Linked DNA regions of Homo sapiens: region 1 is linked to region 2. Evidence: read pairs that join two places in POLR2A ChIA-PET (ENCODE). Cell type or tissue: Panc1. All regions are shown on one strand. Each heading gives the region's core, and the rest is flanking DNA. Links, peaks and the distances in the headings are about the cores only.

The links. ChIA-PET counts read pairs that join two places held together with the same protein. Peaks named below come from ENCODE experiments on the same cell type or tissue, not always from the same donor. Only the 100,000 strongest peaks of a DNase experiment are listed, where the experiment ranks them.
Region 1: POLR2A ChIA-PET joins it to region 2 with 6 read pairs; 7 of 35 experiments call an interaction of 5 or more read pairs at or near these places.

What each region holds. Positions count from the first base shown.
Region 1 is chr2:9,188,601-9,192,991 of GRCh38, forward strand. No RefSeq gene overlaps it. Among named protein-coding and RNA genes, the nearest start is that of ASAP2, 16 kb to the right of the region's middle. In Panc1, for the core only: no CTCF peak of the experiment used is centred there; no DNase peak of the experiment used is centred there; H3K27ac peaks cover 1,589 bases.
Region 2 is chr2:9,433,140-9,437,530 of GRCh38, forward strand. It overlaps CPSF3 (cleavage and polyadenylation specific factor 3), which reads left to right. Exons shown (of 18, transcript NM_016207.4): 6 at 732-821; 7 at 3,072-3,222. Among named protein-coding and RNA genes, the nearest start is that of CPSF3, 12 kb to the left of the region's middle. In Panc1, for the core only: a CTCF peak has its summit at 3,751 (motif pointing left); no DNase peak of the experiment used is centred there.

The DNA of each region.
Region 1 (4,391 bases), core at 106-4,105, 240 kb before region 2:
TGCATTCGCTGCTCGCAAGGGACCAGATCATTAGCCTGCAGTATGGCATAGATGACATGAAGTAAACACCTCTCTCTGGCCAATACTAAGACCCTTTCCAAAAAAATAAGCCCACTCTTCCTTAAGTCAGTTAATCCTAACTGAAAACTGCTAGAAGCTACTTACAAATTATAAACTAAACCAAGTTTCTTACATCGTTATCAAAGACACACCCTATTCAGTTTATCAAACCCACCGAGCATCTTCACTGTTTCCAGTTCATACTGAGCTATTTGTGTGATTGGGAGAAGGCACCCCTTCCTCCAGACACTCCACTGCCATCTGCACCCCAGGCCCCACCAAAGCCTAATTGATCTGCAGCTGGACAATGACTCTGATGGGAAGGGTGCCCCGAGCTATGCACCGCACAGCCTATGTAACCTACCATGAGCCTGTTCACGGAGCCATCAGTAGTTTAGGCTTCCTGGCTGGGTGTGGTGCTTACGCCTGTAATCCTAGCACTTTAGGAGGATGAGGTGGATGGATTGCTTGAGCTCATGAGTTTGAGATCAGCATGGGTAACACGGCAAACCCCATCTTTACAAAAACAAAAAAATTAGCCAGGGGTGGTGGTGTGTGCCTATAATCCCAGCTACTTGGGAGGCTGAGGCAGGAGGATCCCTTAAGCCCAGGAGTTCAAGGTGCAGTGAGCTATGATCGTACCACTGTACTCCAGCCTGGATGACACAGTGAGAACTTGTCTCAAAAAAAAAAATAAGTTTAGGTTTCCTTCCTGATCAGGCCTTTGCCCAAACTTAGGTACAAAGCCAAGGGTTTTCCCACCACGAAAGATCAGAAGGATGCTTACAAGTCCTCTTCTCCTTCAGGAGCCTATTTTCTGAAATGTACTGTGTGAAAAACACAAGCATCTAGGGACAATGGAGCCCCCGCAAGACTTCCAGGTCTAGGATGAAATAGGACTCCTCCCACGGAGAGAGAAGACATGAAATGCAGGGAATCATGTAGGTCTTGATGTGCCCAGCTGGACGCAGGCAGAGGGGAAGGGGTGGCATAGGAATTGTAATGATTTCTAGCTGACTCTTGGAAGATGGGAAAGAATTCACAGATACACAAGGGGCAGAGAGCCTCTAGAAGGATGGAAGGGCTTGTGCTCAGGGTTCTGTGAAAGAATGCACACAATATGGGAAGCTACACGTGGTTCGACCTGTTCCCCAAACCGCAGCCAGAGAGAGATTTTGAGAAGGCGAATCTGCCTGAAATGGTTCTGCGGCTCTCCACTAGCTTGGGTAAAGTCTAGCTTAGGTGAAGCTCTCTCTCCCCTTTGACTCTGCACACACTGTCTCTCACCACCAACTTCCAGCTCATAGTCATCAGGGATCCCTTGTTCATCTGGATCAGAGCCCTCCCTGGACTCAGGCAAGGCAATAGCCCCCACGTGTTCACCCACTGAACTTGAACTTAATTGTACCTTCTTGTTAGAGTCTGCTCTCACTCTGGATTGCTGGCTCTAGGGGCTCAGGGACTGTGGCTCTCTTGCTCATCCCTGGATTCTCAGAGCTAGCACAGGATCTGATGCATAACAGGAATTGAGAATGAATGAATGAATGTGTTAGGCATGACTGTATCTGTGGGTATATTCGACATTTGTTGAGAAATTAGGCTGAACCGTTAAGCAGTCTGGACTGCAAAGGGCCTTATATAGCACACTGAGGAATTGGGATTTCATTCACAGACTGCGGGGAGCCATTGAAAGATTTTTAAGCGAGTGCCATACTAGATTTGCATTTTTGAATAATCACTTTTTGAAAGATAATTATGGCACCCACGTAAACAGGATGGATTGGAGAGTTGTCTAGGCTGGAGATAAGAAGATTTGTTGTGCCGCTGTATTCACAAAAAAAGAGTGAGGGCCTGAATTGATGAGGGATGAGGGGAGAATCAAGGGCAGGGAGCAGCTCTGTGGGTACTATGTAAGTAGAATCATCAGGACCTGGTGACTGACTAGATTTGCAGGATGAGGGAGGAGAAGGACTTCAGGATGGTGCCAAGGTTTCTGGTTGGACAACTAGATGAGGAAGAAGAGCAAATTAAATCACAGAAGCATGCTGCAAATGATCAGTTGACTTTGGGTTGGCACTCGCTGGGGTCTCAATCAAAGAAAACCATGTTTTCTACTTCTTCTGGTTAGCCTTTTTGAGCAAAGAAGCTGGAGTATCTGTGGGGTCTTGTGCCCTGCTGAGGGAGTCTTAGACTTGGGAAGTATAGAACCCCTGGTAGTCCAGCTTGCGAGTCAAGTGGGCTGAGATCCACTCAGCCAAGGGCCCAATCCCACCCTATTAGGGTATCAGCAGCTTTCTATCTGATGCACAGTGGTGGGGATGCATGTGGAAGGCATGCTCTTTGCTTCTGCCAGCCCCAGGCTGGATTGCTGTGTCATATTATGGAATGGGGCACAAAGGGGGCATTGATTTGCTGGCAATCCTGCCATGGAATCCCTTGGTCACGGCTTTTCCATGCCCTGTCTCCAGCATACTCAGACTGATCCAGTGTGCCCAACCAGCCGTTTCCACAGGTCTGGCCCGGCCAGGGACCTTCTTGCCACATTCTGGGCTCTGCCCACTGGAGAGTTCAGGACAGGACCCGGGTGCAGACCGGAGGCCCAGGCGCAGAGTTGTTATGCTCAGGGCCATATGGAAAATGTGAACAGGGCCTGAACAAACTGCACAGCTCACTTCTTGGCATTTGCAAGTGGGACTCACCAAGATGCAATGCAGAGGCGGCCAGTGAGGTCAACTTTGGCTGAGAACCCCGAACAGACTGGGAGAGTCCAGGAGAGAAAGGAAGGGACACTGGAGCAAACATAACGGGGTGTAGCCCTGTTTTAAAAACACCAACAGAGAAAGCAACCTTTGGAGGAAAAGTGCATGGCTCCAAATCCCAGGGGGGCCCACTCTTGTCGGGGGTCTGATATCTGACCCCTGGGCTGCCCAGAAGCATTCACTAAATGCTGCTCTCCAACCAAGTTAAAAGAAAACAACTCCCAAACTCTTTGCAAAGAGAGTCACACACATGGCCTTGCAGACTTTGGGAATTCCGCAGAACTGAGAAAATGAAGTCTCTGTTTCGAGCCATGACTAGGTCTCTTATATGACTAAGGGTTATTACTTCTGCTTAGAGGCAGGAAACATCCACAGCTCCAAATCCTACAGGCCAACCAACCACTCTCTGTGTGGCGGTTAGGCAAGCACTTTCAGAGTGAATGTTGGGCACTTACAGATCCCTTGGGAACTTTTTGCTCTCTGATCACAACTCTGCAAGTGGTTCCCCAGAGATGTGAAAGAGCAAGTGCTCTAAGAAGGCGCCTGCTCACTTACAAACCCACTCACCTCTAAGATTCGCCCCACACATTCACAGACCTGGAAAGAAATTCAAAGTCCTTTTTTTTTTTTTTTTTTTTGAGACAGAGTCTTGCTCTGTCGCCCAGGCTGGAGTGCAGTGGCGCAATCTTGGCTCACTGCAAGCTCCACCTCTCGGGGTCACGCCATTCTCCTGCCTCAGCCTCCCGAGTAGCTGGGACTACAGGCGCCCTCTACCACGCCTGGCTAATTTTTGTATTTTTAGTAGAAATGGGGTTTCACAGCGTTATCCAGGATGGTCTCAATCTCCTGACCTTTTGATCCGCCCGCCTCAGCCTCCCAAACTGCTGGGATTACAGGCGTAAGCCACCACGCCCGGCCCAAAGTCCTTTTTTTTTTTTTTTTTTTTTTGAGATAGGGTCTCACTCTGTCACCCAAGCTGAACTGCAGTGGTGCCATCACAGCTCACTGTAGTCTCCACCTCCCGGGCTCAAGTGATCCTCCCACTTCTTAGCCTCCCAAGTAGCTGGGACCATAGGTGTGCACCACCATGCCTGGCTAATTTTTGTATTCTTTGTAGGAATGGGGTTTCACCATGTTGCCCAGGCTGGTCTTGAACTCCTGGGTTCAAGCGATTTGCCCACCTCCCAAAGTGCTAAGATTACAGGTGTGAGCCACTGTGCCTGGCCTAATCCTTGGTTTTGAATTTCTCCTCTAAAATGCTAGATGAAGCTGTGTAGACTTGCTTTCTCTAAAATCTCCCAAGCACATATTAAAAATACAGATTTCCAATCCCCTCCCCTAAAGACAGTTCTGTGCCAGGGCCATCTGGAACCTGGACTTTACCAGGGGTCCCGGAGATCCTTACAATTGGGCAAGTGTCAGCAATGCTTTTGAGCCTAGGAATGATGGTAGAGGGGGGCGGGCCTAGCCCATGGTCATTCTCACCATACCCCCAACAGGTGAGCAACCACCACAATGGGGAGGAGATGATGCTGGCCTGTGTGACTGCAGGGACCTGGGACTAGGAGAGAC
Region 2 (4,391 bases), core at 63-4,062:
GAAGCCTTGAACTTCTGACAACGTGGGTGGGCCGCTGGCTTTCCAGACTCCAGAGCAGCCGCTCTGAACTCAGGCTGCAAATAAGACTCACTTAGGGAGCTGCTGAAAATAACTGTTGAATCAAAATCTGGAGGCGCAGCTTGGCCTTTTCCTTTTCGAGTTTGCTAGGTGATTCTAACGTCAGCCAGAGAACCAATGCTCTAGTGTCACGTCCTAAATTTTTCACAGCTGCTTATACATTTGGAACTTTTAGACATTGAATTGTAAAGTATATCACTAAATCACTTATTCTTGCAGTTTGCTCCAGGGCACAAAAAATAAGTAGCACAAATGCAGATGTGAATTCTCTTGGAATTTGATGCAGACCCTCTTATGATTTTATCTCCGGTTTTAGACCATGTACCTCAGTGCACTCCTTTCCTTGTCTGCATGCCCTTTTTCTCTAAGAAGTTCAGAGCACTTCTCAAGTGGATTAATGTTATATAGGTTATCATTGTGAGATGATACTGGGAATAGATTATTCCCATTTACTAGAGGAAATAATTGAAGCACTGAACCGTTTACTGACTGAACTACACATTTTGAATTGGACACAAGCACTGCATGTAAATTTCATCAGTTTTAGACTTAAAAACTGTAACTGCACTTTTGGATTTCATGAGTTTAATCTATTCACTAGCAAAATGAAGCCTTCCCCAAATCCTAACTTTCTAGTTTTATCTTTTTCACAGCTTTTGTACACTGGTGATTTCTCAAGACAAGAAGATAGGCACTTAATGGCAGCTGAAATTCCTAATATTAAGCCTGATATTCTTATCATTGTAAGTATTAATATACTATATTGTAATCAATGTAATGTAAGCAGATTTTTTTTCTTTTGGAAAATAATACTGTGATCTCACTTTCATAATATGTTATTGGATATAAACTTACCTTTTTTAAAATATAAGAAAACTGGTGGCCGGGCACGGTGGCTCACACCTGTAATCCTAGCGCTTTGGGAGGCTGAGGTGGGCAGATCACTTAAGGCCAGGAGTTAGAGACCACCTTGGCCAACACAGTGAAAACCCATCTCTACTAAAAAAATACAAAAATTAGCTGGGTGTGGTGGTGCAGTTACCTGGGAGGCTGAGGCACAAGAATCACTTGAACCCAGAAGGTGGAGGTTGCAGTGAGCCAAGATCACGCTGCTGCACTCGAGCCTGGGCTACAAAGCAAGACTCAGTCTCAAAAAAAAAAAAAATTGGGGCAGGTGCTTCTTTTTGTAGTGCAGTTTCACTTTCTTGCTGTTAAATGCATTAACTCTAGTCTAATATCAGAGATGCCAGGCTGCCTCTGGGCAGGATCAGCAGGCTGTCTCTGGGCAGGATCATTTTTACTGGCTATGCCCTCTCTCTGTCTTCTAAATATATATTTCTAGATGAGAATATGTAGAAGAACATCTTACGGGTCATTTTAAAATGGTGTGACCTCACTGCCTTTGCCATGGTGACTATCCTCAGGCCCTTAGTCCATGCTAACTTATCGTTTTGTTTATCTTTGTGTGTCATGTCTGCCTACTAGGTTGCAAGTCCCAGGGGAGCAAAAAAAATGAACTGTGTACAGAAGCTCTTTGGGGGCAGCTTGGGATGTGTGTTGCTGACTGTAGAGTCAGGGGTTGGGAGAGAAATCTTGCAAGCTTTTGGTGTATATAAGAACATCAGGTGTATGTGGTTCAAGGAGGAAGAGTTGTCTGTTTCTCCTCCACCACCTACCATGTTCCCCAGCTGCCCAGGCATGTGGGCCAGTACATACTGCTGTCCATAAGCAACATGTGAGCAGATTAGATTGGACTCTGCTCATGGTATGCCCAGCATATAAACTTAATTTAAGGGAAGATTTATTTTTTGAACCCTCAGAAAAAGTAGCTATTTTCATAGTACCATACTTTAGAGCAGTGCTTCAAATTTTAATATGCTTATAATCATCTGATGATATTGCTAAGATACAAATTCTGATTCAGTACATCTGGGCTGGGGTCTGAGATTTTGCGCTTCTGATAAGCTCCCAAGGGATGTCAATCTTCTGGTCAGTGGACCATACCTAGTAAGACTTTAAGGATATTCTTAAACAGAAGTATAAGAAACAACATCTGTTTCTATTTTAAAAGCTTTGACTTATCAGAGGTGGGAGAAATAACCTTTTTCTTCCTAATGGAAAGCAAAATGGTTAAAAAAGGACATGGGAAGAAGATACAGTTTTGGACTATTTCATTTTATAAAAAGTTCTTAGATTTGAATTCTAGCATTCTTTTTTTTTTTTTTTGAGATGGAGTCTCACTCTGGAGTGAGCGACTGCAATGGCATGATCTCGGCTCACTGCAACCACTGCCTCCCAGGTTCAAGTGATTCTCCTGCCTCAGCCTCCTGACTAGCTGGGATTATAAGGCATGCGCCACCATGCCCAGCTAATTTTTGTATTTTTAGTAGAGACGGGGTTTCATCCTGTTGGTCAGACTGGACTCCTGACCTCAGGTGATCCACCCGCCTCGGCCTTCCAAAATGCTGGGATTACAGGCATGAGCCACCATGCCCGGCCTCTTTTTGTTGTTGTTGTTAAATTTTATTTTTTTGAGATGGAGTCTTGCTCTGTCGCCCAGGCTGGAGTGCAATGGTGCGATCTCGGCTCACTGCAACCTCCTCCTCCTGGGTTCAAACAGCTCTCCTGCCTCAGCCTCCGGAGTAGCTGGGATTACAGGCGCCCACCACCACGCCCAGCTTATTTTTGTATTTTTAGTAGAGACAGGGTTTCACCATGTTGGCCAGGCTGGTCTCAAACTGCTGACCTCAGGTGATCCACCCACCTTGGCTTCCCAAAGTGCTGGGATTACAGGTGTGAGCCACCACGCTGGGCCTGAATTCTAGCATTCTTGCTTGCTCTTCCCAATTACTATTATGACAACACATGTTCGAGTAAATGACATGCTAATGGAGAAGTGAATTGCTTAGCCCCTCAGTATTTCATTGATGTTTAACTTTTGAATTCTTGGAGGATCATTGGTCTTAGTCTCACACTTCTAATGTATTATTTAGGAATCTACTTATGGGACCCATATCCATGAGAAACGTGAAGAGCGAGAAGCAAGATTCTGTAACACTGTCCACGATATTGTAAACAGAGGAGGCAGGGGTCTCATTCCTGTCTTTGCTCTTGGAAGGGCTCAGGAGCTGCTCTTGATTCTAGGTATGCCATTTCCTTTGTATTTAGGCGATGATCAAAATCTTGTCATTTTATCAAGATAATAATGTGGTCTTGGATGAGTCATTCCACCGTTCTGGACTTCAGTTTTCTTCATTTAAAAATAGAGATTTGGGGCCGGGCGCGGTGGCTCACGCCTGTAATCCCAGCACTTTGGGAGGCTGAGGTGGGGAGATCACGAGATCAGGAGTTCAAGACCAGCCTGACCAAGATGGTGAAACCCCATCTCTACTAAAAATACAAAAATTAGCCGGGCACAGTGACAGATGCCTGTAATCCCAGCTACTCAGGAGGCTGAGGCAGAGAATTGCTTGAACCTGGGAGGTGGAGGTTGTAGTGAGCCGAGATTGCGCCACTGCACTCCAGCCTGGGCGACAGAGCGAGACTCCATCTCAAAAAATAATAATAATAATAATAATAGGGATTTGGATCTAGGAATAGCCCAGGAAAACAGCAACTCTCATGCACTGCTGTTGGGAATGTGAACTGGCGACCCCTTCCGGTTGCCATCAGAAGTCTTAAAATATGTGTACCCTTTGGCCAGCAGTTCCGCTTCTGGGAAATAAATGAGATGTACAGAAAATTTTGTCAGGAAAGGTATTCATCATTTTAGTATTTTCAAAGAAATATGTGAGTAAATATAGCATTGTAGGAAAAAATTGTGTTACAGATGAGTAATTACATACTTTGCACATAATATATTAAGTCAACCAAAAAAGTAGAGTTCAAAACTATATTTACTCTGGGCTGGACGTGGTGGCTCACGCCTGTAATCCTAGCACTTAGGGAGGCTGAGGTGGGCAGATCACTTGAGGCCAGGAGTTCAAGACCAGCCTGGCCATCATGGTGAAACCTCGTCTCTACCAAAAATAGAAAAATGAGCCAGGTGTGGTGGCACACACCTGTAGTTCCAGCTTTTCTGGAGGCTGGGGCATGAGAATTGCTTGAGCCTGGGAGGCAGAGGTTGCAGTGAGCCGAGATTGCACCACTGCACTCCAGCCTCGGTGACAGAGGGAGACTGTCTCAAAACAAACAAACAAACAACAACAAAAAAAAAACTATATGTACTCTGATCCTAGTTAGGTAAAAAATGCACACACAAATGACTGAAAAGCTACTAAATCTGGATAGTGAGGATATGGATGATATTTTTT